Linked DNA regions of Homo sapiens: region 2 is linked to region 1. The links are chromatin loops, found by intact Hi-C in ENCODE. Cell type or tissue: GM12878. All regions are shown on one strand. Each heading gives the region's core, and the rest is flanking DNA. Links, peaks and the distances in the headings are about the cores only.

Region 1 (15,663 bases), core at 12,987-15,486:
TTGGTAATCTCAGCACTTTGGGAGGCCAAGGTGGGAAGATCAGCTGGGCTCAGGAGTTTGAGACTAGCCTGAGACCTCATCTCCACTAAAAACAAAACAAAATGAAAAAAAGAAAAAAAAAAAAAAGAAAGAAAGAAATTATCCAGGTGGGCATGGTGGCATGTGCCTGTGGTTCCAGTTACTTGAGATGCTGGGGTGGGAGAATCACATGGGAGGTTGAGGCTGCAGTGAGCCATGATCACACCAGTATGTTCCAACTTAGGAGACCCTGTCTGAAAAAAGAAAAAAAGAAAAGGAAAATGGAGACATTTGTAAACTACTTATTTTTTCTAAATGACACTAATAAACTCATTATATCCTAAAATAACTTTATGAAAAAAATTATATTTTCAAAATAGAAAGGTGGCATTGATTTACTTTTTAGAAAATCTTTTCTGATGTCCAGCTTAATAGAAGGCAATTATCATATCTATTAACACTTGCCTTTGTAATCTGCTGTGATGAGGTGTTTCAGTTGAAATATATGAAGAAAATCCAGCCGCACACAGATATGTAGTTGGAAAAGGTAGGAGGAATACTTTAATAGCCTTTTCAGGTAATTATGGGTATTTTTCTTTGGTATTTCACTAAAACTTAACAAGTGATGGTTACTTAAAGGTTATTGCAGTGTAGAATCTGAAATCATATTCGTGAACTTTTTTACTCTGCTAAATTAAAATCTCATTGATTGATCCTGCATTTTAAATGGATCTTTTTACCCAAGCAGAGTTTTTTAGCATCGTGAATTGGTCATTTTGGAAATTTTGGTTCGCTAAGGAAGTCTTCCATATCACTTTTGTTAATATCTGATGAAATACCAATTTCATCAGTATTGGGAATCTGTCAAGTTCATGATGATGGATACAATTCTGATTTTTGCCTGAAAGCTCAAATTTTATTGACAACAAATACTGTTACCATAGTTACTTTCCTTGAAATGATAGGCTTCCTTTATTACTTTTTGAGAAAATGTTTGTCAAATATTGTAAATACATAGTTTTTCTGTCATTTCTTCTTTTTAAAAATGATGGCTAGTTCAGCTTGCAATTTAAAACACACAAGAGATTTTCCTCAAGACAGTTACCATAATTGCATGCAGAAATGCTTTATGTATAGTTTCCATTTAATTCCATAGAATATTGAAAAGATATATACTCAAGGCTTGAGATTTAATAAAATTAGTCATTTTTATTGCTTCATTAAGGACATTCTTAAGTAAAACTGGCTTTTTAATTTTTTAACTGCAAGCACAGGATGGTGAAGAGAGGATCTAATGGCAACTATACGTTTAGTGCCACTGACTCGATTTGCACTAAGGTACCGGCAGTTTTACCCACCACTGCTTTTGCAACATCAGTACAAATATCAACACAGTGGAAAATGCAAATGGCTTTGGTAGTAGTATGAATATAGTTTTGCCCATGTGGGTCCCCTGAAAGGAGACCTCATGAGATCTGCAGACCACAGTTGGAGAGCTGCTGGCATATATAAATACAGTACAATTGACCCTTCAACAGTGCACGGGTTAGGGGTGCCAACACCGCCCCCCCATCAGTTGACAACCAAATTTTTGTCCCCCCAGAAACTTAACTACTCATAGCTTACTGTTGACCAGAAGCCTTAAACCTGATAACATAAACAGTTAATTGCCATGTCTTATATGTTGTGTGTATTATATACTGTACTCTTACAATAAAGTAAGCTAGAGATAAGAAAATGTTATTAAAATCATAAGGAAGAAGCCGGGTGTGGTGGCTCACGCCTGTAATCCCAGCACTTTGGGAGGCCGAGGCAGGCGGATCACTTGAAGTCAGGAGTTCAAGACCAGCATGGCCAACATGGCGAAACCCCATCTCTACTAAAAATATAAAAATTAGCTGGGCATGGTGGCACGTGCCTGTAATCTCAGCTATCTAGGAGGCTGAGTCATGAGAATCTCTTGAACCCGGGAGGCAGAGTTTATCGTGAGCCAAGATCACGCCACTGCACTCCAGCCTGGGCAACAGAGCGAGACTGTATCAAAACAAAACAAAACAAAACAAAAACCTGCTTTAAAAAATAAAGGTTATTTTAAAATGTATAAGAGGTTACCATTATTTAAATTTGAAAAGAAGAATGTAAGTGAAAAATAGCCACTGCAAAGGATATAAGACACTCTCTTTGATGATAATGCCTATAAAATAAAATCTGTGTCTCCCAGACTGGAGTATAGTGATGCCATCTCACCTCACTGCAGCCTCCACCTCCTGGGTTCAAGTGATTCTCCATCTCAAAAAAAAAAAAAAAATCATAAGGAAGAAAAAATATATTTACTATTTATTAACTGGAAGTGGTTCATCGTAAAGGTCTTCATCCTCATTGTTTTTATGTGGAGTAGACTGAGGAGAAGGAGGAGGGATTGGTCTTGCTGTGTCAGGTGGCAGAGGAGAAAGAAAATCTACATGTAAGACATGTGAAGTTCAAATCTGTGTTGTTTAAGGGTCAGTGGTATTCTCAGCAGAGCAGTATAGTATACTGTGATTCTTTTTTTTGTTTTGTTTTCATGGAAGCCAACATGTATTTGTCATTTCTTTAGTTTTGTTTATACCTTTTGCTAGTTCTTTCCACATAGTCCAGATGTTTCTCAGTTCTGCATGAGGTCAGCTCCATCAGATAATCTATTTTTTTTCTTGGCTGTGTCCTTTCAGGAGCTCTGTGTCCTCTTATCTACTGTGCCACCATCATCATGGAACTTCCCCTTTGTTTCTCCCTTTGGTTTTTTTTTTTTTTTTTTTTGAGACGGAGTCTCGCTCTGTCACCCAGGGTGGAGTGCAGTGGCACGATCTCGGCTCACTGCAACCTCCACCTCCTAGGTTCAAGTGATTCTCCTGCCTCAGCCTCCCAAGTAGCTGGGATTACGGTCATGCGCCATCATGCCTGGCTAATTTTTGTGTTTTTAGTAGAGACAGGGTTTCACCATGTTGCTCCAGCTGGTCTTGAACTCCTGGCCTCAAGCAATCTGCCTGCCTCAGCCTCCCAAAATGTTGGGATTATAGGCATGAGCCACTGCACCCGGCCTCTCCCTGGTTTTGATTTCCTGTTTCCTAGATCTCTTGTCTTCTTTTCTTCTTTTGGCTTATACCTTTTTTTTTTTTTTTTGGAGCACATTTTCCAGTACTTTTCTGGGGTTGAAAAGGTTGTACAGTAGAACAGAACATCCAGTGATGATGGCCTTCAACATGCCCTCTACCTGGGACGTAGTCGTGACCCTGGGGCTTCCGAATTGAGATATTTACTAATTGTGCTTGTGATTTCCTTTACTTCATATCTGTGTTAGGTTCTGTTTCTTCCTGTTTCTATGATTACATATTAGTTTTTATGGAGGGTCTCCTCAAATAGTTTTCTGAGAAAATATACGTGATACATTTTCTGAGGCTTTGCATGTTTGAAACTGTCTTTATTTTACACTAACATTTGAATTGTAATTTTGATGGGTATGGAACTCTAGGTCAAAAATAATATACTTTCGGAATTTTGAAAGCATTGCATATATGGTTTAATAATTATAAGACAAACCTTCACATAATCTCCACATGGATCAAAAAGTACAACATTGAGGACAGGCCAGTGGCTCCCTGTGTTCCTCTGTCCAGTTGCAACTCATTCCTTCCCTTGACTTTTGGTTAATCATTCTTTTTATTTTTAATTGCCACATATGTGTGTCACTAAATGGTCTAGTTTATTTTTTGCCCTATGGATTTTCTATGAATTAAATTAATCCATGTCTGGCTTCTTTTACTCAACATTATATTTGTAAGACACATCAGGCCAGGCATGGTGGCTCACCACTGGAATCCCAGCACTTTGGGAGGCCGAGGTGGGAAGATCACTTGAGCCCCAGAGTTTGAGATCAGCCTGGGCAACATCAGGAGACCCCATCTCTATTTAGAAAAAAAAATAAAAGATTCATCCATTTTGCCGTAGCTGTGGTTGTTTACTTTTCATTGATGTAACATTCTATTGCATGAAACTACCTCTGTCTGTTAGGTCTTCATGAACATTTGGGTTATTTTCCAGTTTGGAGCTATTGGAAATAATGCTACTCTGGAACATTATTGTACATGTATCCTGGCTATTATGTGATAAATTCTGGTATACATATCTAGAAATTGCTGATTCATAGAAGGTGTGTCTCTTTAACTTTATCAGCTTCTATTGTCTTCTTGCTTCTAGTGCTACTTTTGAGAATCTGGGAACCATTATGATTCTTGATGCTTTGTCTGTGGAAACTTTTTTAGGCTCTCTTCTTTGTTCTTAGTTGCTGTGGTTTGAAGGATAGTGTCTCCTCCAAAATTCATGTTGAAACTTAATCTCCAATGTAACAGTATTAAGCACTGTGGCCTATAAGAGGTGATTAAATCATGAGGGCTCCACCCTTCACCTTCATGAGGACTAATCCCTCATGAAAGATTAGCATCCTTATAAAAGGGCTTGAGGTTGAAGGGAGTGCTCTCTTGCCCTTCTGTCTCTCCCACCATGTGAGGACACAGCATTTGACCCCTCCCAAGGATGCAGCAACAAGGCTCCATCTTGCAGTAGGGACTGTGCCATAACAACACACCAGACCTACTGGCACCTTGATCTTGGACTTCCCAGCCTCCAGAACTGTGAGAAAGAAATTTTCTATTTATAAATTACCCAGTCTGTGGTATTTTGTTATAGAAGCACAAATGGACTAAGACACCAGTGTTCTGAAATTTCAGTGATGCGTCATAGAATTGATCTTTTCTTTTCTTTCTTTTTCTTTTTTTACTCGGGTTGGAGTGCAGTGGCACGATCTCAGCTCACTGCAGCCTCCGCATCCTGAGTTCAGGCAATTCTCCCACTTCAGCCTCCCAAGTAGCTGCAATTACAGGTGCGCACCACCGTGCCCAGCTAATTTTTGTATTTTTAGTAGAGATGGGGTTTCACCATGTTGGCTAGGCTGGTCTTGAACTCCTGACCTCAGGTGATCCGCCCACCTTGGCCTCCCAAAGTGCTGGTATTACAGGTGTGAGCCCCCGAGCCTGGCCAGTCTGTTTTCATTTACTGTATTGGACACTTAGAGGGCCCCTTCTATATGGAAATGCATGTTCTTCAGTTTTGAATTATTTTGTTATTGCTTTCTTTCCTCTGTGTTCTCTGTCCTTGTTTTCTGGAACTCTCTTTTTGGATGCTGGACCTTCTGGACTAGTCCTTGAATTTTCTTATTGCCCCTTTCCTGTTTATCATCTCTCAATATTTTTGTACCACTTTTTGGTAGATATTCTTATCTTTATTTTCCAGCCCTTCTATTGAGTTTTTGTTAGTATCCTGTTCTTATTTCATGGATGTACTATCTTATTTTTTTGATAGATTAGGTAGTTTTTTGTTTGTTTGTTTTTGTTTTCTTTTCTTTGTATAGTTGGTTTCTCTGTAGCGGTCTCTTCTTGTTGGTCTCTATTTTCTTCAGGTGTCTGCTAAACCTTGGTTATCTGTTCATAATTAAAAATGGACCCCTAGGCCCAGTGCAGTGGCTCATGCCTGTAATCCTAGCACTTTGGGAGGCAGAAGCAGGCAGATTGCTTGAGCTCAGGAGTTCAAGACCAGCCTGGGCAACATGGTGAAACCCCATCTATACAAAAAAATACAAGAATTAGTGGGGCTTGGTGGTATGTACCTGTAGTCCCAGCTACTTGAAGGGCTGAGGTGGGAGGATCGCTTGAGCCCAGGAGGTTGAGGCTGCAATGAGCTGAGATTGTCCCACTGAACTTCAGCCCAGATGACAAAGTGAGACCCTGTCTCAAAAATAAATAAATACAACTTAAAAAGCCAATTGGAAGCTCTAAGCATATGGATAGGGTTCATGACTTAGAGCTTCACTAAAGTGATCTGGCAGGGGCATTTATTGGGGAAACCTAGATGTCAGTATATTTAGGATTTTTTCCTTTTCCGTTGGCCAGATTCTCCAGATTCCCCTGGATGGGGATAAAGAGCTGGCTGCCAGTGTTTTGGGAGCAGAAAGGGAAAGCCGGAGGACTTCAACATTCAGTATGTGTGTGTGCGCAGGCATGTCACTTAATTGCCCTGTTTTCATGGTGGAACTCATTCCCTTTATCCCACAGTCTAGACAGCCTCTATTTTATACTCCCCAGAGATTGCACCCTTAAGCCTTCCCCTGGTGTGCGAGATGGGTAGTTGCCCAGCAGCGTGGAGTGGGAGAGGAAATCTAGAGAACTAGTGGAAGACTCTTGACTTCATTTGATCTTTAGAGTACCAAAATATCAAAAGGTCTAAACTTTAGACCCCCTTTTGGAGAGGCAGGTGGAGGTGGGCTAACCGGACTGGCTTTTGGTGGATAAAAAAATCACATGACAAAATGCTTGGTAGTTTTTGCTTTTAAATTAATTTGTAATCAAAGCCCAATACGTTTGTGTCTTAATAGATAACCTTTAATTTCCTTAGGGCTTAATTTATGACAGGATGACACAGACAGGTATATACATAATCAGATTTATGAATAATTTTACCTTTCTAAACACTGAATACATTCCTTATGAGTTATGTTGATGAAAGTAAATTTTTGGTTTCTCAATGATCCAATCTATGTATTACCATGTGATTATTCCTTTTAATCTAATACTTGTGGAGATTTTATGTAATCTAATACTTAACGGACATTTCATGTAAGGCATCTGGAACAAATCATTCTACAGTATTTAGGTTGTTTAGGAAAACTGTAACTAGTTTAAAAAAAACTATAACATAGTATGATTGGGGGGGGTATAGGATGTTATCCATGTGATTTTACCTCTGGATGTATCTCACATTCATTTATTTTTATTTTTTTATTATTATTTTTTGAGACGGAGTCTTGCTCTGTCATCCAAGCTGGAGTGCAGTGGCATGATCTCGGCTCACTGCAACCTCTGCCTCCCAGGTTCAAGCAATTCTCCCTGCCTCAACCTCCTGAGTAGCTGGGATAACAGGTGCCCGCCACCACACCCAGCGAATTTTTGTATTTTTAGTTGAGATGGGGTTTGGCCATGTTGGCCAGGCTGTTCTTGAACTCCTGACCTCAGGTGATCTGCCCACCTAGGCCTCCCAAAGTGCTGGGATTATAGGCGTGAGCCACCGTGCCTGGCCTCATATTTAAATATGGAGGTGGTTACTGGGACTATACCTTACCTGTCTTATCACATGTCTCTCCACTACTTATTAAAATTAAGAATGTTAATCTTCTCCCTTTAATTCCTTTATCAGTAAGGGCTTATTGAATATTTGCTGTGTACACAGAATGGTTCCTTTCACTTAATAAACTTAGAGACTAGTTGAAGAGATAAAACTTGCACAAATGAAACAAAGTGGTAAAATGCATTTTTAAAAGATCATAAACAAGAAGGGGATTTTTATTTTTATGCAGAAGAAATATTTTTTAAAAGAATTTTGTTTACGCCAGGTGCAGTGCCTCACACCCGTAATCCCAGCACTTTAGAGGCCAAAGTGGGTAGATTGCTTGAGCCCAGGAGTTCGAGACCAGCCTGGGCCACGTGGTGAAACCCTGTCTCTACAAAAAGTACAAGAATTCACTGGGCATGATGGCACCTGTAGTCCCAGCTGGGAGGGACTACTTGGGAGGCTGAGGTGGGAGGATCCCTTGAGCCCAGGTGGCGGAGGTTGTAGTGAGCTGAGATCGAGCCACTGCACTTCAGCCTGGGCAACAGAACAGGACCCTGTTTCAAAAAAAAAAAAAAAAAGTAAAATAGAAATGTGATTATTATATGTGGTAAATAAGAAACCTAGAAAGCCAATTTCTAAAGGACAAGAAAATACGGAGCAGTTGACACTGACTTAGCCAAAAAGAGTAATTTGTTTTCTTAATCCCAGGAATGGAAGATTGCGAAACAATGGAAGATGTATACATGGCTTCAGTAGAAACAGACCGAGGAGTAAAAGAACAGTTACATCTTTATGACACCAGAGGTCTACAGGAAGGCGTGGAGCTGCCAAAGCATTATTTTTCATTTGCTGATGGCTTCGTTCTTGTGTACAGTGTGAATAACCTTGAATCCTTTCAAAGAGTGGAGCTTCTGAAGAAAGAAATCGATAAGTTCAAAGACAAAAAAGAGGCAAGTGGATATGTTAAAAATGCCAAATGTGAATTATAATACCATTTAAATTATAGCACAGACTTTTGGGTAGTTTATTTTCAGATCATTACAGTATATTCTTAGTATCTGTAAAACCTTTACAATTTTTTTCTTTTCTTTTTCTTTTTCTTTTTTTTTTTTTTTTGAGACGGAGTCTCGCTCTGTCTCCCAGGCAAGAGTTGAAAGTGCAATGATGCGATCTTGGCTCACTGCAACCTCCGCCTCCCGGGTACAAGCGATTCTCCTGCCTCAGCCTCCCAAGTAGCTGGGAATACAGGAGTGTGCCACTATGCCCGGCTAATTTTTATATTTTTAGTGGAGACAGGGTATTACCGCGTTGGCCAGGCTGGTCTTGAACTCCTAACCTCAAGTGCTTTGCCGGCCTTGGCCTCCCAAAGTGCTGGGATTACACGTGTGAGCCGCTCTGCCTGGCCTAGAATTTTTTTCTTAACCCAAGAAATACAGGTCTGACTGAATTTAGTTAGGACCAGAATTTGACTTTCTGCCTTTTGCTTGTTACCATCTACAAGTTGAATTTTAATGACTTCTTATCTCAAGTACTACATAATTCATTTTATGTTCTTTGGTATTGCTGTTTCCTTGGGTTTTTGTTTTTGTTTTTTTTGAGACTGAGTCTCTCTCTTTCACCCAGGCTGGAGTGCAGTGGCACGATCTTGGCTCACTGCAACCTCCAACTCCCAGGTTCAAGGGATTCTGCTGCCTCAGCCTCCTGAGTAGCTGGGACTACAGGCGTGTGCTACCAGGCCCAGTAATTTTTTGTATTTTTAGTAGAAACAGGGTTTCACCGTGTTAGCCAGGATGGTCTCGATCTCCTGACTTTGTGATCCGCCTGCTTCGGCCTCCCAAAGTGCTGAGATTACAGGCATGAGCCACCATGCCTGCCCTCCTTGGGCTTTTTATTATCTCCTTGGGTACATAGGATTCTTGTCTTCAGGCTTACCAAAAAAAGAAACCTAATAATTATTGGATTCTACCCATATACCACTTAAACATAAGATTCATATGCCTTACAGTGGTCTGTAAAGATTTAGATTACCTGGCCCATGCCTGTCCTTTTCATCTCATCTTTATTATCTGCCTGTCTCTCACTATACTCCAGTGACACCAGTCTACTTTCTGTTTTTTCAACATGATAGTTTTGTTTTCCTATTAAGCTTTCTCAATTGCTTGTTTCCCTGTCTGGAACTCTCTTATCTCAAATCTTTCTCCAGATCTTCACGTGGCGGACTCTTCATTGTCTAGGAAACCAGATAATATACTGATTAACAGTACTGGCTAGATGGTAGAAAAAAAACAAAAAACAAAACAAACAGCAACAACAAAAAGTACTGGCTAGATGTTCTTAACTTAGATTTTTGCATATTTTTTGTTAAGCTTTTTATTTTGAGACAATTATAGAGTCACATGCAGTTTTAAGAAGTAACAGAGAGAGATCCCTTACCCAGTTTGCCCCAGTGGTACCATCTTCAAAACTCTAGTACATCATAACCACCGTATTTGTGTTGATTCAGTCAAGACACAGAACGTTTCCATCACCACAAAGATCCTTCATGTTACTCTTTTATAGCTGCCCCACTTCCCTCCCATCTTCACCCCCACCTTAACCCTTGGTAACCACTCATCTGATCTCCATTTTTATAATTGTGTCATTTCAAGATTGTTATATAAATCAGTGGTCCCCAGTCTTTTTGGCACCAGGGACCGGTTTTGTGGATGACAATTTTTCCACAGATGGAGATGGGGTGGTTTGGGGATGAAGCTGTTCCACCTCAGATCATCAGGCATTAGATTCTCAAAAAGAGCATGCAACCTAGATCCCTCACATGTGCAGTTCACAATTTGATTCTCCAGCTCCTGTGAGAACCTCATGCCACTGATGTGACAGGAGGCGGAGCTCAGGTGGTAATGCTTGCTTGCTCCCTGCTCACCTCCTGTTGTGTGGCCCGGTTCCTAACAGGCCCTGGACTGGTACCAGCGCATGACCTAGGGGTTGGGGACCCCTGATATAAAAGAAATCATACAGGCCAGGTGCAGTGATTCACACCTGTAATCCCAGCATTTTGGGAGGCCGAGGTGGGCAGATCACGAGGTCAGGAGTTCGAGTCCAGCTTGACCAACATGGTGGAACCCCGTCTCTACTAAAAAAATACAAAAATTAGCCTGGCGTGGTAGCACACGCCTGTAATCCCAGCTACTCAGGAGGCCGAGGCAGGAGAATCGCTTGAAACCCGGGAGGCAGAGGTTGCAGTGAGCTGAGATCATGCCATTGCACTCCAGCCTGGGTGACAGAGCAAGACTCTGTCTCGGAAAAAAAAAAAAAAAATCATACAATATGTAATCTTTTGGGATTGGCTTTTTTTACTCACATATCCTCTGGAGATTCATCCAAGTCACTGCATGGATCAGTAGTTCATTTCTTTTTCTTGGTGAGTAGTATTCCATGGTACGTACCAAACTCTTTTTAACCATTTATCTGTTGTAGGACATCTGGGTTATTGATATTTTATTTAGAATACTAATTTACTTTATGAATAGATAACATATTCACAAGGTTTTGAAAAGATGTAAGAAGTCATGAAAGCTCCTCTCCCCCGTATTTCCCATCTTTCCCACCGAAACAGGCAAATGCTGTAATTATTTACTTGGGTATCCTCCAGAGACCCCTCTCTGCCCCACAAAAGTTGAAAGGTCAATGAACACTCACGTACTAGATACTTAAATCTTGGCTTTGCTTCTCAGCTTTTCTGCTTCAGTTTCCTTATCTGTAAAAGGAGAATAATAGTAACTTCCTCATATGCTTCTTCAATCCCCATAATCGTATTAATTCCGTGAATGCTTATTTAGCAACTACTATGTGCCAGGCATTGTTCTAGGTACAGGGAATGTGGTAGAGAACAAAACAGTCCATATCCCAATAAAGCTTCTATTTTGGGAGTGAGAGAGACAGTAAATAAATATATTTAATACATTACAATGAGTGATGCTATGTGGAAAAGCAGAATGGGGAATGAGGGTGCTATTTTCTGTAGGGTGACTTTAGCAGATATTTGAAGGAGGTAAGGAGGGAGGGAACAAAGCTGATGTCTGGAAGGAAGAGTGCTCCAGGTGGAGGGAATAGCTAGTACCGAGGATCTGAGGTCGGAATTTGCTTGCCATGTTCAGGAATCGGCAGTGAAGCCAGAGTGGGCTAGGAGGTGTGTTGTAGGTGATGGGGGCACTTTGCCTTTCACTTTTAGTGAGATCAGAAAGCACTGGTTTGGGGCAAAGGAATGACATGATATGGCTTAAGTTGCATTTATTTATTTTCATGTTTGGTTTTAAAAAATTGAATAAGTAATGTTTGCACATGGTTCAAAAATGACAATCATATGTAAAAAGGACTGTGTTCAGTCTGGTTCCCACAGCTGTCCTCAACCACCAAGATCCTGTACATTAAGCATGCTTTTTAAAATATTTTACCCCTTTATTAGTTTTGGGGCAGTCATCCAGAGTTTCTTTATATAAATGCAAGCAAATAGGAGTATACATTAAAAATATTTTTCCTCCTTTTTTTTTTTCCCTATTTCAGACAGGGTCTTGCTCTGTTGCCCAGACTTGAGAGCTATGGCATGATTGCAGCCTAAAACTCCCAGGCTCCAGTGACCTCCTGCCTCAGTCTCCTGAGTAGCTGGGACTACAGGAGTACATCACCATGCTTGCCTAATTTTTATTTTTATTTTTTTGCAAAGACAAGGTCTTGCTCTGTTGCCCAGGCTGGTCTCCCAACTCCTGGCTTCAAGTGATCCTCCTGCCTCGGCCTCCCAAAGTGCTGGGATTATGAGTGTGAGCCACCGTGTGCCTAGCCTTTTTTCCCTTTCTCACACCAGGTGGCATACTATCCTGTACCTTCTGTTTTTCATGTAACATATCTTGGAGTTGTTTCCATATCAGTACCCAGATTTTTTTTTTTTTTAATTGTAGAGACAGGTGTTGTTATGTTGTTCAGGCTAGTCTTGAACTCCTGGTCTCAAACAGTCCTCCTTCCTCAGCCTCCCACACTGTTGGGATTACAGGTGTGAGCCACCACACCCATCCACCCACCCCTGTTTTTTTTTCTTGGTAACTAATGTATAATATTCATCCTGTGGCTATAGATGTATCATCCTTGTTTTTTTTGAGATGGAGTCTTGCTATTGCCCACGCTAGAGTGCAGTGGCATGATCTCAGCCCACAGCAACCTCCGCCTCCCAGGTTCAAGCGATTTTCCTGCCTCAGCCTCCCGAGTAGCTGGGATTACAGGCGTTCACCACCACACCTGGCTAATTTTTGTATTTTTAGACGACAGGGTTTCACCATGTTGGACAGGCTGGTCTCAAACTACTGACCTCAGGTGATCCACCCACCTGGGCCTCCCAAAGTGCTGGGATTACAGGCATTAGCCACCATGCCCGGCCGTTTGTTTTATTTAGATAAGATTGTGTTTGTATGCTAATGGGAGAAAATTGATGATGAGGGGACTAAGTGCTGGAGTGACACCCTTGTCCGGGTGAAGGAGGATGGGTTTTAAGGCAGAGCAAATGGGCTTGGAAGATGGTAGGTTGTTAGATGTGGTGGCGGAAGAATGTGGAAGTTTTTTTTTTTTTTTTTTTTTTGAGATGGAGTCTTGCTCCATCTCCCAGGCTGGAGTGCAGTGGCATGATCTCGGCTCACTGCAAGCTCTGCCTCTCGGGTTCATGCCATTCTCCTGCCTCAGCCTCCCAAGTAGCTGGGACTACAGGCGCCCGCCACCATGCCCGGCTATTTTTTTTGTATTTTTAGTAGAGATAGGGTTTCACCGTGTTAGCCAGGATGGTCTCAATCTCCTGACCTCATGATCCACCCACCTCCACCTCCCAAAGTACGGGATTACAGGTGTGAGTCACCGTGCCTGGCTGAAATTCTCTTCTAATTGCGTATCTTACTGAAACAATATGGTCATCAGGTGAAAGGAAAGTGGGGAAGGAAGAGGAGATACTGGAACTTGTAGAAGGGCACCAAAGGTATGCGATATCTCATTACAGAGTAAATGGAGAAAATGTAATACATTTGCCGGAGAACATCAGTTCATTTGAGATCAGTGGTATGATCTGGGCCAGCAGGGTTGTATGTTTTTCTCCAGCCATATTCAGCTAAATGGTGTAGGCACAGAGTCTGGTTAATAGTTAAATTTAACAAGGGAGGGGTTTTGCCGGGTGAATATGGTGGGATAATGGGGGCAAGGGAGTGAATAAAAATAATCTAAGCTGGGTAGGGAGGAATTAAGGACATGAGTGGGGTGGAAGGACAATGATAAAGGTAGTAGAGCCAGTAGGTTGTACGTCCTTGTGGTGTTTGGAATTCTTGCAATGGGGGCATTAGGCATGACTGGGAAGGCAGGAGTCAGAGTGGGATGCCTGGAACTGAGATCATAGAGAGCAGTTACAATGTCAAGGTCTAGGCTGGATGTGGTAGTTCACGCCTGTAATCCCAGCACTTTGCGGAGCTGAGGCAGGAGGATTGCTTGAAGCAAGGAGTTTGAGACCAGCTCCAGCAATAAAGTAAGACCCCATCTCTAAAAATTAAAAAAATAGCTGGGCAGGCTGAGGAGGAGGATCACGATCGCTTGAGCCCAGAAGATCAAGGCTGCAACCAGCTATGATCAAGCCATTGCACTCCATCCTGGGTGACACAGAGAGACCCTGTCTCTTTAAAAAAAACAAACAAAACAAGGTCTAGGATATGACCACGGGAGTGGTGAATGGCTGAGGTAAGGATGATGAGACCATTGGAGAAGTCAAAGAATAAGAGACCAGGTTACTGGAAGCAGCATCTACGTGGCCAGTGAAATCACTAAGAATTATGACCAGAGTAACGGCGAGAGCAGGTTGACCATGAGTCAGCTCTGTGATGAGGAGCAGTTGGGGGGCCGGCCTGGGATTAGTAGGTACAACAGACTGATAGCATCAGCTTTCTGCAGGGGTTTTAGAGAAGGACACCATTGGAGGTAGCACTGAGGGACAAGGAGGACATCTTACCCCAACCTTGTGGTAGTGGTAGGAGGGGAGTGATAGAGGAAGCAGGACTGCAAGGCAACTAGGAAAGGTGAAGGAACATTCAAAGCAGAGGTGGAGGACGCAGAGGTGGAGGATGCAGTGGGGGTTAGTCTTGCTGAATTCTAAGGGGTAAAGTGAACGAGTTTCTGCAGTTGGGAGGAGAGGGAGATGGAGGTCACAGTAGGGGGAGATACATGAAGATGAAACCCTGGGTGATGAAGAATGACAGGAGGGCTTGAAAGATGAGATAGAGTATGTGATTCCCCTAGAAAACTGGAGCTCTGGCCCACTTTCATCCTGCCAGCAAGGCATGGCCTTACTGGAGCACAGGGAGCTCAAGCTCAATGTACAGACAGGAAGGAAGACAGTAGTGGTTCCAAGATCTGATGAGTTCACTGCTGCTCCTCAGAGAGGCCTTTGACAGTTCTTGCTGCCCATTGTCTACTGTCACATCGTCTTGTGTAATCTTTACGGGCACTATCTGAAAATCTGGTTTGGGGTCTCTTCTCCTCCCCGAGCTTTGACTGCTGTATTCTGTCACGCGCAGTGTCTGGTGTATAGTAAGCATTCGTGTAAAATGTTCCTATTGGCACATACTTTTTTTGTTTTTGGCCCATACATTTAACAGACACTTAGCAGTCACCTTTTTAGTATTGTGAATAATGTGAACACAACAATTCCTGTTCTCATGGATACAGAACTCCCACAGCTCCAGCTGTCTTGTTTTGAAGTACTATGTTGCAAATCTCTCATACATCAAGTGTAGCCAAACTGAAATGCAGACTCATTGAAACCAGTCTGTATCCTAGATGCCAATTTCCCAAGTCCATCTTCCATTCATACCTGAGCTAATTTTTTTTTTTTTACAGTTAGCAAACTACAGAGCATCTGCATTTTTTTTTTTTTTTTTTTTTTTTGAGATGGAGTCTTGCACAGTCACCCAGGCTGGAGTGCAGTGGCGCCATCTCGGCTTACTGCACCCTCTCTGCCTCCCGGGTTCCAGCGATTCTCCTGCCGCAGCCTCCCAAGTACAGGCGCACACCACTACGCCTGGCTAATTTTTTTATTTTCAGTAGAGATGGGGTTTCACCGTGTTGGCCAGGGTGGTCTTGAACTCCTGACCTCAAGAGATCCACGAGCCTCGGCCTCCCAAAGTGCTGGGAATATAGGCATGAGCCAGCACGCCCGGCCGAGCATCTCCATTTTTAACAAAAATGCATTAAGGAGTAAGGTGAAATCCTAATATCCAGTCACACTTGAGAATCAGTTTAATGAAGCAGGTTTGTTAAGTGGAACAATTTTCCTTATGTCTCCATTTTGCCCAGGAACTGATGTTGGCAAAGTACTAGTATGATCTTTTCAATCCGTTTTCTTTCAGGTAGCAATTGTGGTATTAGGAAACAAAA
Region 2 (16,253 bases), core at 7,055-9,554, 250 kb before region 1:
CTGAGCTGGGAGGACTGCTTGGGCCCAGGAGTTCAAGGCTCCAGTGAGCCATGGTCATGCCACTGCACTCCAGTCCGGGTGACAGAAGTGAGTCCCTGTCTCAAAAAATAAAAGTTAAAAAAAATTGTAATTTAAAAATATGTCTTAGTTTCAGGAATTCTTGAATCAGAAGAAATGATCCAAAACTCATGTTGTCCCTTTTTCTGCACTAAAGCCTCCGATGAGAATCCAGGGTCCTTTGGCCTCATATCCTCATCCCCTTTTCTAGATTGACACCTCTACTTGGTCCTCCTGCTCGCCCCTCCTCCGCCCACCAGTGCTTCAGTGTTCAAAGCCTGGCGAGCCATTGTCTGCTGTCCCCCAACACCAGGGCCCAGCCAGCCAGAGGGCAAAGTGTAAAGAAAGAGACTCCAAGACTCCAAGCAGGGGTAGGCAGGGTGGGAAAACAGTGGATGTTCTGAGGAAAGATTGTGAATTGTGTGAAGTGGGAGCCCCTGGGGCAGCTCTGCTAATAATTTGCAGAGGGCAATGGATGAAGGCCTCCAAAGTTAATGCTGTTTCAAGTTTGTACCAAGTGTCTTCCACACAGTACACCCATACATGCTGTTAAATAAACAAATGGATGAATGCATGGTTTAATTTAATATAGTGTCTATCACAGGGTTAAAGATTAACATGATATAAAGCTTGGTACCTAATGCCAAGAATTAAATATAAAAGGAATCAGGATTCGTATGTTGGGGAAAGGCTAAAGGATAACCCTTTCAAGGTTTTTAAGTTTGTCAAGAAATGACATAGGGAAGGTGCTGGTGGGGAAAACAAGCTTAAATCATCAGGTCTGAGCTGCAGGATGAACTGAGGAGGTTCAGTATAAAATCAGAAGAGTGACTAAGCATGCTAGTGACTTAGCTTCCTGAAGGGTGACAAAATACAGTCTCATCCTCTATCCCGTCCCAAGATCAGATACCTACTGGCTCTGAGTTGATAGCTCTACAAGATGAATCAGCAACATGGAACTTCTTCACTTCTCTGAGCTACCCAAAGTATTTCCCACTACCGCAAACCACAGCCCCTCCCTTAAGATGCCAGGACTGGTTCTGCTAGGCAAGTGGTCTTATACAGATGATAAGATTTGCCAGTTTGGAAAAGATCTCTGAACTCAGCTCTTCTCACATGCTGCTACTTCTGCTCTCCTAGGCAGCACCTTATATTTTAGATCTACTTTCAAGATTAATCTGCTTTATATTCTATTCCCTAAGGGCCATGTATCTGCCAAGGTGACAAGAGGAACCAGTGTTTCTCCTCCTAGGACCTGAGATGCTGTTATAATTCACTCAAAAGAATTAAACTAGCCAGCCTTCTGATCTTGCCCATAGGGAAGAAAGCATTGAATCTGTTTTCAACCAAGAAGGCAAGCTTACTACCTGTTGCATCCTTTGTAGTGCAAATGTACAAAACTTTCCCCTTCTACATGACAAGTCGCTCAGAGAATATTTTTTAAATAGCATTAACTGTAAGATATTCAAGATAATACTTAGCAATTAACCAGACATTGCCAAATGTCAACTGAAAAAATCTCAAGTCCTTTGTTGAACAGATGGAGTTTGCTTTTATAAAAATATGCTTGATAAAGTGGCAGCATAATGTATTAATCTGAAAAATAATACATCTGAGCAGACAAGAGCTGAGGGAAATATATCATTTTTGAACTATCATATATTGTCATGGACCTTAATTTTTTCTGGAGGGTTATTGACCAGGCTTCTTTAGCAGTCACCTGGGACAACTAGCAGATGCAGTTCCTGACATGAACAGTCGTAGCTTCCAGGATTGTGTCTGTAGTATTTGTTTCTAGGCAGAATCCAACGCTGACATTATGACACTCATCAGTGTCCACTCTTGGCAACAAAACTAATGATACATGTGCATTTTCCTTAGTTTGGCATACTGACCATTGTGTAACTCATTTGGTGAGTATGACAAAGGAAAATGATGGAGACACTAAAATACAACAGGAAATACAACAGCAAGAAATGGTTAAGTTCTCTAGGAGAATTGGTTAGTATGTAATGTTGTCAATCATGTTCAGTAACCTTAAGAGAATCCTCACCTACCTAGTCACTATGTGTGGGACATTATTCCCTGATGGAAGTTATTTAATGAAGAATAATGGACTTAGGCATAATGATTGATGTATCATTGCCTGTGGTGACTGTTTTGGATAAATAAGATGGTTCAGAGTTAATATGTTACAGAAAAGAAAGCAAGGGGTGGGGTGCACTAGTATGATCATGTAAGTAGCTGCCACCAACTTAAGTAGATGTTTCTGTAGAAGTTTTGATGATTTAACTAAAGTCATTTAATCACCTCCACCCATGAAGAAGATAGTCTAGGAGAAATAAGAGAGTAAAGCACACCACCTCTCAGCCTAGCAGTCAGTAAATGAAAGGAGTCCATTCCAGTCACTGATTGAATTATTGTTGGATTCCACAAGAACCTTAAACACCATCTACATAAATTGTTGAACTACAGGTAGGAATAAATCTTCAGTGTCTGGCTGCCAATGCCAAAAGATAAAGCCAGCAGGTCTCATGAGACAGGCTGGGGTAGTATGAGGTGAGAGGGAACTACCTGCATCTTCCCAACTCTGGTTAATGTTCTTGGACACCTTGTTTTGACCCCTCCCAAGTCATGTCCCACAAGTACAGCAGTGTTCAAGTGTATCACAATTGGTTCTCATACCTGAGATTAGACAGAAATGACTTGTACCTCTTTTTCCCTTATCTCTGCATTCCATACTTGATACTAAGAACTTGAAAGTCTTCATTCTGTTGGATTAATTGTGTATAACCTCGAGGTATAAGAGGTTCAGATGTAGCTTTTTTGACAGTATGGGTCTGTATATTCCATCTGCCTTTACCAGGAAGGTGCCTGTTTTCCTAATTGAGTTACTTTGTGGTTTAAAAGTTACTTTGTGTTTTATAAGTAGGTCTTTATATGCACACAAAAGCACATGAGCACACCTCCTTACCAACACTTGTGACTGTGTCATTTTTGTTAAAACCATACTAGTGAGTGTAAAGTGGTATCTCATTGTGGTTTTGATTTGCATTTCCCTGCAATGATGTTGAGCATCTTTTCATGTTCTTCCCTTCATTTTCACCTCTCTTTTTCTCATTGAAGAATGACCAAGGCTACAGAAACAGAACTCAGCTTATGAGTTTACAAAGGAAGAAACCATGTCTTACTCATTTTTGTATTTTCAGCACCTAGAACAATGCTAAGCACATGTAGATGCTAAATAAATGTTTTCTGAATTCATAGATAAATGACTGAATGAACGCGCAAAGCATTCTAGTTCCCTTTTTTCTCTGCCCAGATCCTTCCCAGAATTCCCTTTTTAAAAATGACTGACAAGAGTTTTGAAACCCTTGCAGTGAACTCAACAGATGAATCATGGTTTGCATGATGCAAAAGTAAACTAAGAAAAGCTGTGATATTTAAAAATATAATCCTGTACATTACTAAACCTCACTTTCAAGTCAATTATCTGCCTCCCAAGAAGGAACATTTTTCTAAATTAAAGTTGGAGCAACATAATTTCTAAGAAATTATGAAAAGGATTTATTTCATTCTGTTTCCTTAATGGCTTTTTTTCTGAAAAGCAAGACTTCAGTGACCTAGTTTAATAAAAGGTCTATGAAATGTCACGGTAAGATACACAGTAAGGCATCAGTCATTTCAACCTAGCTAATCTTTATTGGAACAAAGAAGACTTTGCTGAACTGAGTCAAAAAACTTCATAAGGACCATGATAGGGAGAAAGGATTGTTTCTCAGCCTCTTCCTTCTTCACATCCCAACCAATCCTGCCTCATTTTGATTGTTTGGTCTTATGTGAAGCTGTGTGATTCTATATATCACATAATTTATCAATGGTAAACCATTGATAGAGGGGAGAATGAACCTGCCCTCCTGAATCAGCATCTTGTGTCTGGGCATCCTCTCCACAGGAAGCTGAAGGAGCAAAGACAGGAGGGAAACAGGAGGCTTCTGCTTTTGTGCTTTTTAGCTTCCTGAGTCAAGGAATTTAAACTAATAAACTCATTGTCCACTAAAAAAGAGAGTTATCATAGTTGGATTTTCCTTTTTTCTTAATAAACAAAACCTCTGTCATTTCACACTATCCAGTGTTGTTGGATTGCATATCATAATATCACAAGTTTACCTAACTTTTTTAGGTGGCAAAATTCATTCTACTTAAAGTCAACTCTCCATTTTTAGAAAAAGACCAGCATATTACACTGGAGGGCTAGAAATTAAGAGACTGGGGTTTTAGTCCTGCCTGTAATTTCCAGTGAGACCCTGAGGAAGGCCAAACCTCTGCAGGCCTGTTTCTTCACCTTACAAGGACTTCGTCATCTCCCGGGACCTTTCCAGCTATAAAGTTTTCTGAATTCATTGCATGGTACTGTGATTCCAAAGTGGATCAAATCTTGTGAAAACAGGTTTTGAAATAAGCCTTGTTAAATAGATTGTGTTATCTAGAACTCACAGTGCTCAAATCCTGGCCTCTCTGCTTGAGTCACTGGCTCTACAGCCTTCCTGCCATTCCCACCTGCACAGCAAGTGATCACAGCTATCTTTCTTTCTTTCTTTCTTTCTTTCTTTCTTTCTTTTTTTTTTTTTGGCAGAATTTCGCTCTTGTCGCCCAGGCTGGAGTGCAGTGGCACAATCTCAGCTCACTGCAACCTCTGCCTCCTGGGTTCAAGTGATTATCTTGCCTCAGCCTCCTGAGTAGCTGGGATTACAGGTGCCTGTCACCATGCCCGGCTAATTATTTGTATTTTTAGTAGAGAGAGGGTTTTGCCATGTTGGCCAGGCTGGTCTTGAACTCCTGACCCCAGGTGATCCACCTGCCTGGGCCTCCCAAAGTGCTGGGATTATAGGTGTGAGCTATTTCTAAGGCATTCTGAAATCCTGGGCCTATGTTAACTCTATGAGTATAAAATTCTTACCGTTTGGTTTCACTAAGTCTTTACTGTTGTTACCTCTTCCTGGCAAGCCAATTTTGTCTCTGGCCTAGCAACCTTAGCTATAGTGTCTCTTTGACGTTAACATATTATTTTTTAATATTCCTTCTTTTATTTCCTTCACAGGGTACATCCCCAGTTACTTAGACAAGGACGAGCTCTGTGTAGTGTGTGGTGACAAAGCCACCGGGTATCACTACCGCTGTATCACGTGTGAAGGCTGCAAGGTAATTGCCCTGGGTCCACAAGCACAGAGCTTAGCCCAGCTCCAGTCCCCTCCCAGTCCTCTTCCAGAATGCAATGTTAAGTTTAAATTCAAATTAAAATCAAATTCTAACATCCATGGTCTGTGATCATCCAGGTGTCTGGTTGTGCTCTTCATTTTTGACATGTTCAAGAACTGAATTTTTTTCCCAAATCATAAATAACTAAATGAGTGTAATGTCTGGTTTCTTTACTTCTGCAAGTGTTTTTAAAACAGGAAGAGAATCAATAAAATAAAAAGAAATTAATAAAACTCTTACTTTGGGTTTAAAAAGCATAGGTCCTTTTTAACATGTTGTCATCCCGAGAAATGACTGTTTCTCTTCTTGTTTTATCTACAGTGTTGGAGGAGACAGAGTTTACTCTACCACAGGCTGTTTTCTGCTGTTAGTCTGAGTGAATATGCTCATTTTCAAGGGTTCCAATAGGGAATATCTTTGAGGCTACTTAGATTCAGTTATGTTCTGAAATTATCCAAGTTGGCTTTTCGCACAGCCTGCAGTGACTAAGTAGATTCTGGTCATCCATCGGCTAATTTTGTGCTGTACAGTCCTATCTGCAGGAAATACTTGACAAGAATATACCAGTGATCAGTCCATTCACTTCCTGAAACTGAACCTAAATTGGCCTACTTACAAGACTTCATCAACAAAATTCAGATAAGGTTTCTGGAAAATATCTTTTGGTCCAACAATCTAGCCTTGAAAATGAAATCTACCATAAAGGAAAAAGCTTGACCCAGTGCTGTATTTCGTGTCTGTTCAGCTAATGTTTCATAAATAAAGAAGTATTTAAAGTCAGGGAAGGACTTTTAAAATTGTTTACTTGTTAAATACCTTGTCTTTTTTACCTCTTATATTTAAAACTAAATTATCAAGATGTAAACCCTAAAGCAAAAATTGTATTAAATGTATAAAACATTTCACCTTCCCTCCTCTCTCATCCACCTTACCTCTTTTTCTCTTCTTCCGCTTCTCCAACTGCCCCGCTTTGTTCATACCCTTGCTCGTAAAGCCCCCAAATCAACATGTTAGCTCAGTTTCAAATTAAGGTGTTTTCCTTTTCCCTAGTGGAAGATTTTCCATGCAAATTCCCTATGTTTTTGTACGTGACATTAGGAAACATTTAGGAGAAGGCTGCTAAAAATGTTGAGATAATACATCCATTGGAAAGGGGTAATTTCTAAGGTTGCAAGACTTGCTTTTTGGAATGTGGTGTAACATGTTCTTATTTATCCAGACCCCTTTGATCTGGAATTCGTAGTCCTTTAACAAAGACTGGGCTAAAGGTTGCCATTACATCTATGAAAATAATGTCTTAGGGAATTTAATGAATCTAATTACAAGTAAGTTCTGGCTATTTATTAATTAGAGACTTGCAGACAGTCTCTTGAAAGTAGTTTTATTGGCTTGATTTGAAAGTAATAAAACTACATAACTTTAGGTACCTACTCTCATTCCAAAAGTTCGATAATTCAAACTAGACTTTTCTCTAAATTAGTCCCAATTCATAAGGCTTTCCCTACCTTAGTTGCAGCACTGAGATTCTTCTAAATCGGCGCATAATGGGAAATTTCGAATTCTGGGAGAGAGATCCTGATTCCATTTAATATGGAATTCAATTTAATACTTAATTCCCCAAAATGACTCTAAAGAGTGAATGTGCCTTACAGAGGACAATACGTTATTAGTGACTGACTTAAACAAAGAGAGAATTGAGCCTATTAACCTATATCCCTGCCTCACATATGTCTTCAGGATGATCAAGAAATCAACTAGCCTGTTTTCCCTAGATCACAGGATGTTTGGAGCCTGGATCAGCTGAGGTTTTCTTAAAAGAAGAAATCGTGTAGCAAAATCTAGATTTTTTTTCAGATTCTGTGACTTTGTCTCAGGTCAGAATCCTGTTTCTAGGGTTGCCTTCATTGTAAAATCAGAGAAGAGCCTTCCCAGGGTACTTGTGCGGATCACTTAATATAATGACAAAGCATCTTGGAAAAAGACAAACGAGTTTTTCAAGTGAAACACGGTTTTTAAGAGTGGTGAAAGATGAAAGGGTTAATTGTTTCCTATATCGTTTATTCAAACCTGTAATTTAAAAATATTTCTACCCCATACTTGCAATGTGTATGGAGAGAATCCTTTTTGCCAGTTTTCACCCTGAGAAGAGTGAAATCTTTTGGAGATGTCATGTCTGTTGTGATATCCAAGTTTTTACACATCTTTTGTAGAAAGGATATTGATACTGTCCCACAGCAAACTATTTTTAGAGAAAGAATCAAAGCTTTTCAACAGCTGCCTGAATAGTGAACTAGAAGAGTGAGTTATCTCCTTTTCACATTGATCAGTGAATCATCTCAAAGTACTAAAAAATGGATACAGTTCTTCTCAGAATACAAAGAAACATGTCTGATATTGATTTATAAAAGCAAGACCTCTTCTTACCAACAAATCATCAATGAAATATATGTCCTTATTTATTGCCCAGGGCATCTCTTTTGTCAGCTCATCTCTAAAAGGATTTTTTTAAAATAAGTAGACTGTTTTAAATGTCTTCAAGTCCACTTCCAAGAGTTAATTTCTGTTACTTTTTAAAATGAAGTGGTTCCTTATCATACATCAAAATATGCTTTAATTATAGCTTAAGAAAGGCCAACATTTTAAGAAGAAAATCAAGAAAAAACAAAAAAAAGAAAGGCCAACATCTTTAAAAGGATTTGGTCCATGAAGTGCCCAAGACAAGTCATCAGAGATAGGCCACAGAAAAGATGGCATAGTGTATAGTAGAGCTAGCTATCTCAACTCTTTTGTGGAAATAAGCAAAGTATAAATTATTTCATTCATCCCAATAAAAAGTGAACAGAGTGACTTTTTGGAGTGTCTGGTGTGTCACACCTCATTCTCTGCTTAGCGTGGTCTTACTGGTCAATGTACTCCTTGCCCTAAACCCACCCCTGAACATGAGTCAGCATCAGAGTATGAGGGAGACAAGGGTCTCCCCAACTTCAGATAGACTAACAATCTTCCTATCCTAGTAAGCCGTCAGCATTCTTACTGGATGTCTTGGACTTTGGTATTTCTACCTCTAGGAAATTATTGTTTCCTCCAGAAGGAGGCGTGCTACCCTACCCCTCCCCTCCCTGTCTGTGACATACATCTTCTTGCCAGGAATCTCTGGGTTTCTTTAGTTCTCCTTTGCCCTCCTTGGTCAGAGGGTAGCAGAGAGAAAAGCTAGGTTTGCAGGGAAACTTGTTTTTCACTCTCATGGCATGCTCTGACATTCATGCTTTGGCAAGATTTGCCCACCCTGCACACCCAGGAAATCATTGCCAACATCTCCAACAACTGCCCTGCGTGTGAATGAGTGAATCTTGTAACAGTGTATGAACATCACTGAAATTAATGGACTCAAGTGCTTAGGAACACAGAACCCAAATATAATATTGACAGTTTTCTGTTAGAACTTGAACAATGGAAATGATAAGGGATTTGCATATACGCCCCAAAATCAAGTCTGTTAGTCTCAGTTATTCCTGATGTTTTTCTATTTTATTCTGCTTTGCCCAATATAAAATCCTACCTCGGGCATTTTCATAATAAGAAAGAGCTTTTGTGTCTGAAGGAGGAATATGCAATAGGGTATACGTATATAATCAAAGCCAAAGAACATTAACCGGGATCATAAAAATTTGGGCTGAATCTAGATCAACTGATATTTCCCACCATTTATCTAGCAAAGTTAGAGGACCCCTTTAGGCCTTAGCAGAAGACATCCATCAAAACTTGTTTTGCCACCAGGAACAGTGGCTCATGCCTGTAATCCCAGCACTTTGGGAGGCGGAGGCAGACGGATCACTTGAGGCCAGGTGTTGGAGACCAGCCTGGCCAATATGGCAAAAACGCATCTCTACTAAAAATACAAAAATTAGCCAGGCGTGGTGGCTCACGCCTATAATCCCAGCACTTTGGGAGGCCAAGGAGGACGGATCACTGAAGGCCAGGAGTTCGAGACCAGCCTGGCCAACATGGCAAAACCCCGTCTCTACTAAAAATACAAAAATTAGCCAGGTGTGGTAGCACACGCCTGTAATCCCAGCTACTCTGGATGCTAAGATATGAGAATCACTTGCACCCTGGAGGTGGAGGTTGTAGTGAGCCAAGATCGCACCACTGCACCCCAGCCTAGGTGACAGAGCGAGACTCTGTCTCAAAAAAAATTTTTTTTAATTTCTTACATTTTAAAACACTCATTTTGCCTTGTTATCCTACCAACAGTTAAAATGAACTTTTTAAGTGGCTGGGGCAGGACTGTTTATAATCTGTTGATCTAAAACATTCAAGTAATACAGTAAAATTTACTTCATTATACATCATATAAGCAGTTAAGCAAGTAAGATGTGGAGTGCCGCTCCTGGGTTGCAAGGGAGGTGGGGGTCATTGCTGGGTGGTTTCCATCCTACCTGAAGTTCCCACATGTACTTACCATGTGATTTGGGCAAGCGATTTAACCTGTCTGAGGTTTACTTTTTTAATCCCTACCATGGAAATATTTAGAGCACCTCCTTTACATGATTGTAGGGAAGATAGAAGGATATTGAATGTTTCTACAGCACTTAGCAATGTGCCCTCACAATAAGTGCTCACTGCTGTTATTAACTTCTACAATACAGATGACAGTTGCCTCAACTTGAGGATCACGTCCAGAAAAATTCTAGTATTGCACATTCTTGAGAATATTACCTAAGTCACCCAAACCTAGAACTAAACAGTGTCCCCAGATGCTACAGAGGTGCTCTCTCATGCCTTAAGAAAGGAAGAATCATTGAACCTGTAGGTGTATGTCTACAGATACCAAAGAAAGAGTGTTATAAAAGGAAAACCTCAATGCAATGAGCTATGGGGAAAAACTTGGTAGAAAACCTGGAGCGTTCTACTCCCTGAGTCCTATTGTTTGAAAGGCTAAGTGAGCTGATCATGGCTGTCTCAAGATTCAAAAACAAGTATTAAACTAAATCCAGGAAGCCAGCTAGTACATCTGTTTAATTACTAAATTATTAGATTTTTAATTAATAAAGTATTGCAAGTATCCATGTCTTTTCATTTTTTTCACTTTCTTCTTGGTCTTGGAGCTCTCTTATTACTCAGTATAAAGTAGCAAAACTCCTCATAGCTTAATTTAGCAACACAATTATGTCAGTATATGAAATAGAACAGTATAATTTACTTATATATTCAATATTTAGAAAAAATAAAAACAAGCGCTAGATGTTCCTACTAGCCTCTTTTCCTTGAATAAAGACCAAAAAAAAAGGTGTTGACTCTGTAGTCCTATGGCATCATCAGCTCAGATTTAGAACTCTCTAGATCCTTCTGGGCCAACTGTCTTATATTTGAATATGTGGAGCTAGAGGCCTAGAAACAGGTTAAGGTCCAAAACGATTCATCTCATAGTTATATGGACACAAAATTCCAGAATCACTGATTTCAAGAAAATATGAAACTGTTGTCTTGGGTCTTTGTTTTTCATATAGGGTTTCTTTAGAAGAACCATTCAGAAAAATCTCCATCCATCCTATTCCTGTAAATATGAAGGAAAATGTGTCATAGACAAAGTCACGCGAAATCAGTGCCAGGAATGTCGCTTTAAGAAATGCATCTATGTTGGCATGGCAACAGATTGTAAGTAGATCTTCACTTGCTTCATATTCAAGGAATGTTGATTAGGAAACAGTTTGGTTCAAGGAGATCGACTGGGCAGAAAAGAAGGCAGGAACCCAAGAAGACAGAGAAGGGAATACCTTACTTTCGCATACACCCCTCACTCCCCACATCCAGGCTTGCCCTGAAAGGGAGGTGGGAGCCATTGCTGGGTGGGTTCCATCCTACCCTGTCATACCACCTCCTAACTGTCAAAGTATGGATGATGGAGGAGGAAATGCAGTTAAATTATCCCTATCACATTTGCAGGCCTAGTTGTTAGCAACACTCTGTTTGAGACAGAGATTACAAATGAGAGGTCTGGTCCATTTACCTTGATAAGGTATCATTCTATACACAGTGTTCACATGGGGTAGAGCCTCAGGGACTAGTCCTAATATTTTTTCAAGAGCAAAGACAGGAATTTATTTTATGGACATTTTTGGAGATGGGGCGCTGGCAGAAAACATCGTGTTCAGAAATTTCTGAAGAATGCAAAGTTGAGTGCTATTGCATGAGTCATCCTGCAGTTGGTTGTTTGTTATATTTTTAGCAATAAAGACATTCCGAGCTGAAGTCGTCCTACCCAGTTTTCAAAGTGCTACAGCATATGGTGGCGAGATTAGCCCTTGGGGTCTCTTCTCCCCACACTGTGCGAGGGATTTACACCAGTCACTTTAATTAATCTAATCATAAAAATAAGAATCATGTCATTCAGAATGTGTGGCCTCCCTTTTGCCAGGCATCAGTATTAATGATTCTACTGGCATAAATTTTTTGCACATCAGTGAGAGATTCCAACTATTAGTTAAAAATTAAAAAGAAAAAGAAAGATAAAAAATGAAGAAAGAAAAAAGAAAATACAGTGAGGATTTTTCCTGATGAAAGAAGTAATCATGACTCACATTTTATGTGAGAAATAGAGTTCTTTCACTGAGAAAAAAAAATCTGTGAAATGTTCTGGTTTGCCCATTAAAGAAGAAGGAATGGAGAATCTTTAAAAAGGAAGAGGGTTATGTTAGAGTGTTAGGCTGGAAATCCTGGGTTAATCCCCACCTCTGGCTGAGTATTTTCTTTATCTTTATCTCTTAAAGGCCTTTAGCCCTTGCCAACAATATGCCTGATAGGGATATGTGAATATGATTGACTTACAGCCAAATACTTAGATATGCCACTATGACAAACTTATTATTGATTATCTATTTCAGTGTTCTATTGAGAAGTTTAAGATACTAGTGTCTATGAGGTTTAAAAACTCAGTGTTAATCTAGACTGTATGGAAATAAATTTTGAGTGCCCTTTACTTGCTTGTGAGGGATTCTAAGAGCTCAGGCTTTCTAATCAGAAAAACTTCTGTTCGAGTCCCAGATCTGTCACTTACTAGCTGTGTGACCTTTGGAATTAAGCTGAGATTTTCCTTCTGTGAAATCATTGCCTACCTTGTAGAGTTGTTTTCAAGATTAAATTAGATAATGTTCATCAAATACAACAGTCCCTGGCACACCGGAAGCATTTGGGAAGGGGTTGAGGGTATTATTACCATTCCTCCTTTCCCTTTAGTAACTGAACCAAAATGACTTAACAGGGCTCATTCATATTTTCCTCATTTGTAAGCGCTCACATGACTTTGACAATCCAATCAAATCTAAATGGTCTGGAATTTAATATTCTCTTTAAATTAGAATATTTAAATGGGAGACTAGCTAGGCACCTTGGTTCTCCTTCTCTTGCTATGTCTGCTTTTTTTCTTTTCCTACCAGGTCACACCTTCATCAAGAAATGGCCCTAGGACAGTGATGTCGTAGAACTGGAGTCAGGAGTCCTGGGTCTTGCCTTGGCTCTGCCATTAACTTGCTCTGTGACTTTAGGCAAGTCACGACCTCTCTGGATCAATTTCTTCTTCTTTCTGTGAAAAGACAGAGTAGGACTAGATGACGTCTAAGTTCCCTTCCAGTTCTAAAATACTATGACTCTGCAATGTAAAACCTGAGCCTTTCCATTCCATTGATAGTTACCAAGTCTAGTGAAACGGTTTTGGTTTTGGAAATTGACCACAGAAATATAGGTTTCTTGTTACCTGCCCTTCTGATTTTCCTTTCACCCAAATGATAGAAGTCAGGACTGCATTTACTGAGCACTTATAATGCATTATCACATTGAATACTCTGTGAAGTGGGTATTATTGAGCCCATTTTGTATAGGAAGAAATGAAAGCTCAGAGAACCTAAGGAACTTGCCAGAGGTCACACAGCTAGAATGTAATAATATCAGAATTCAAACCCAAGTCTTTCTAGATTCCAAAGCCTGGACTCTTTAACCACCCTTGAGGGTGGACCAGGTAGAGAATAATGTACAGTGAGTACCTTGAGGCCCAGGTGAGGCCCAGCCACATTCCAATTAGCCCTTAAGGGAGCCATGAAGAGTTGGGGTCCTTTTTCCTCTTAAAAAAAGGGATCACGAGCCTCCCACTTACTGCTCCATAACGTTTCTTTTTTTAATTCCATAACGTTTCTTTAACCTGAAGTTCTCTTTACTAAGAGCCGTTTTAGGGGAAGCGGGGAGGACAGAAACCCAGAGAGTGAATTCGGATGACTGGCTGGACAGATTTCTCTGTGATCTTGTGGGTAGTATGGATTTTACCTCTCTGCTTCACTCTGTTTTAGAACCACCTTCTGTGGAGTTGGAGTGCGCAGTGTCTAGGTTCTCTGGGGACTTTGTTTTGAAAAGCTGGCCGGTCATGGGGAGTTTGGCTCTAGAGACCATGTTGGACAAGACTAGTCAATGGCAGTTTGCTGGTGAGGAGAGAAACTGTCCCAGTGTGACCCACCCCGAAGGACCCAGTAAGCCATCTGTGCATCAGTGGTCCCACTCCTGAGGCTCCAGGAAGTGCAGCTTGCTGTGTATCTTGGGAGCATCTGTGTGCCTTGTCTCATCTTTCTCCCCCTCCCAGTGGTGCTGGATGACAGCAAGAGGCTGGCCAAGAGGAAGCTGATAGAGGAGAACCGGGAGAAAAGACGGCGGGAAGAGCTGCAGAAGTCCATCGGGCACAAGCCAGAGCCCACAGACGAGGAATGGGAGCTCATCAAAACTGTCACCGAAGCCCATGTGGCGACCAACGCCCAAGGCAGCCACTGGAAGCAAAAACGGAAATTCCTGGTAAGGCTTCCTTGCACAGATCAGTTTCACTTATATGCCAGTGTTTTCTACCTCAATTTATTCAGTCCTCATCACCTTGGGATACTGGTGTTATTGCCTCATTTTACTGATAGGGAAACCGTAGCTCTGAGAGGCTGAGTAACTTGCAAAGCTAGGATTTGAGTCTAGGTCTGTGTGAGAATAAAGGCCACTCCTACCATCTACTTTGTGATTTGCTGAATTCTAAAACAGTTTCTTAGGCCACATTATATCAGTTTGCTTTTACTGTTAGAAAGACCACTCCCAGACCAACTAATTAGTAAAATGTTTTGTCTGCCATCTTTTACTTTCTATACCCATTTCTTTCCTTAGATGCCCAGTATATACATATTTAGTCCCTGAACTCAATCCCAAATATTCCCTTTATAATAGCCTCTAGGCCTCAAGTATATTTTTATGTCAACAGAAGTCAAAATTTTTTAGCTTAAATTAAATGAGCTTGACTCAAGAAGGGCAATGGGAATGAGGGAGTAGGGATAGGGTTGGTGGGCACGAGTGTGTAGAGAAAAAAGACCTTCCAGACCCTTGCAATATTGATGTTTAATATTCTTATAAAAATTACCAGTTGTGAAAATTCTTCCCATTCATTTTTTATTCAGACTTCATAGTGTTTTGAGGTAAGCTGGAATTACTATCCCCATTTTACAGACATGCAAACCAAGCCCAAGGCCTTAAGCCGCTTGCCCAGGATCGCACTGCTAAAAGCCAGGCACCAAAACCAACTCGGTCTTCTGGTTCCAAGTCCAGGCTCTCCACCCACCTCATTAGAAAGACTACGTGCCCTACTAGTGCTGGACCATCTCAGAGACTGACTCTGCTCTTAGTTTATGATATAAAACCCTTTTCAAGTACCTACCTGACAACAGATATTCTGTGGTTTCATTTGTATCCCTAGGACACATTAGAGTACTTCCCCATCTGAACAAGAAGATATAGTGGTATAATTATCCTTGTACCTCAACATTAACATTACAATGAGATAGTGGATCTTTTTCTTAAAACAACATAACAACAACCTTAAAGGAAGTTTTGGAAAGAAAAGGCTTATACATAATTCACCTGTACTGACACAATTACTTTCGTTGTAATGAAACAATAGTGCCAGCACTTTGTTGATGGCTTTCACTAACAGCAATGTCAGCAAATACCTAGATGGCCTTTACCATATGCCAGGTACTATTCTAAGTGCTTTTCATTCATTAACTTCCTATACCAATCCTGTAGGTAGATGTGGTTAATATCTCCATTTTACAGAAGAGAGAAGTAAGACACAGAAGTTGAGGAAACTTGCCTGAGCTCCCACAACTGGTAAACAGTGGTGATGGATGCAGCCAGCTCCGGGATTTATGTCTCTATCCACTACCCTATGCAATCTTGGCACCTGCACAAACCCAAAAAGCCTCTGAAAGATCCCAGCTCTTTGGAGGAGCAGCCTCTCAGTGCCTTGATCTTGCATCTTCACCCCACCCTGGTATATCTGCCAGAAAATTCAAAAGCACTAATTCTGGATTGATAGACAAATTCTAACACAGTACACTTGGGGCATAGCAAGACAGAGTCCTACCTAATTGCAAACTTAAATCCATCCTTTCCCCAAATGTGTCACCCATAAATGGACATTGTAGAAACCACTTCCAGGCCTGGCACTGTCTCCTGATTTCAAGTCGTGACCAAGCTGAATTCCAAGTAAGGTAGAAGATTTGAAGTTCATCCTGGACTTCTCCCGGGAATTTTATACTTTTATTGTCTTTACTCCCCATAGAGAAGGGATACTAGTCCAACTAAACTTGTTTAAGTAGTCATAAGGTGCTTCTTTCCAGACTTTAAAGATTTGTTCCTTTATTTAAGAAACATTTATTGAGTGGATACTATGTGCCAGAAAGTAAATAAGTCAGGCACATTCCTCTAGTGGGAGGCAGATAATAAGAGATAAACAAACAAAATAAATGCAGGTAGTGGTAAGTGCAATGAAGGCAATAAACAGTGTGATGGGATGAAGAGTTTGTGAACTGGAAGTGGGGAGAGACTTCATTTCTGTGAACATGGTGGTCAGAAGAAGCATCTCT

Evidence for each region. Hi-C counts contacts between places; a loop is a spot of excess contacts. Peaks named below come from ENCODE experiments on the same cell type or tissue, not always from the same donor. Only the 100,000 strongest peaks of a DNase experiment are listed, where the experiment ranks them.
Region 2: a loop joins it to region 1, with 2.6 times the contacts of the local background. A loop is called at or near these places in 3 of 110 quality-filtered maps.

What each region holds. Positions count from the first base shown.
Region 1 is chr3:23,893,310-23,908,972 of GRCh38, reverse strand. NKIRAS1 (NFKB inhibitor interacting Ras like 1) reads left to right here. Exons shown (of 5, transcript NM_020345.4): 4 at 7,924-8,165; 5 at 15,636-15,663. Among named protein-coding and RNA genes, the nearest start is that of NKIRAS1, 16 kb to the left of the region's middle. In GM12878, for the core only: no CTCF peak of the experiment used is centred there; no DNase peak of the experiment used is centred there.
Region 2 is chr3:24,141,396-24,157,648 of GRCh38, reverse strand. It overlaps THRB (thyroid hormone receptor beta), which reads left to right. Exons shown (of 11, transcript NM_001354712.2): 6 at 5,159-5,259; 7 at 10,827-10,974; 8 at 13,943-14,148. It overlaps THRB-AS2 (THRB antisense RNA 2), which reads right to left and starts at 6,325. Exons shown (of 4, transcript NR_121667.1): 1 at 6,249-6,325. RefSeq lists a silencer at 4,435-4,635 and an enhancer at 13,504-14,703. In GM12878, for the core only: a CTCF peak has its summit at 8,402; no DNase peak of the experiment used is centred there.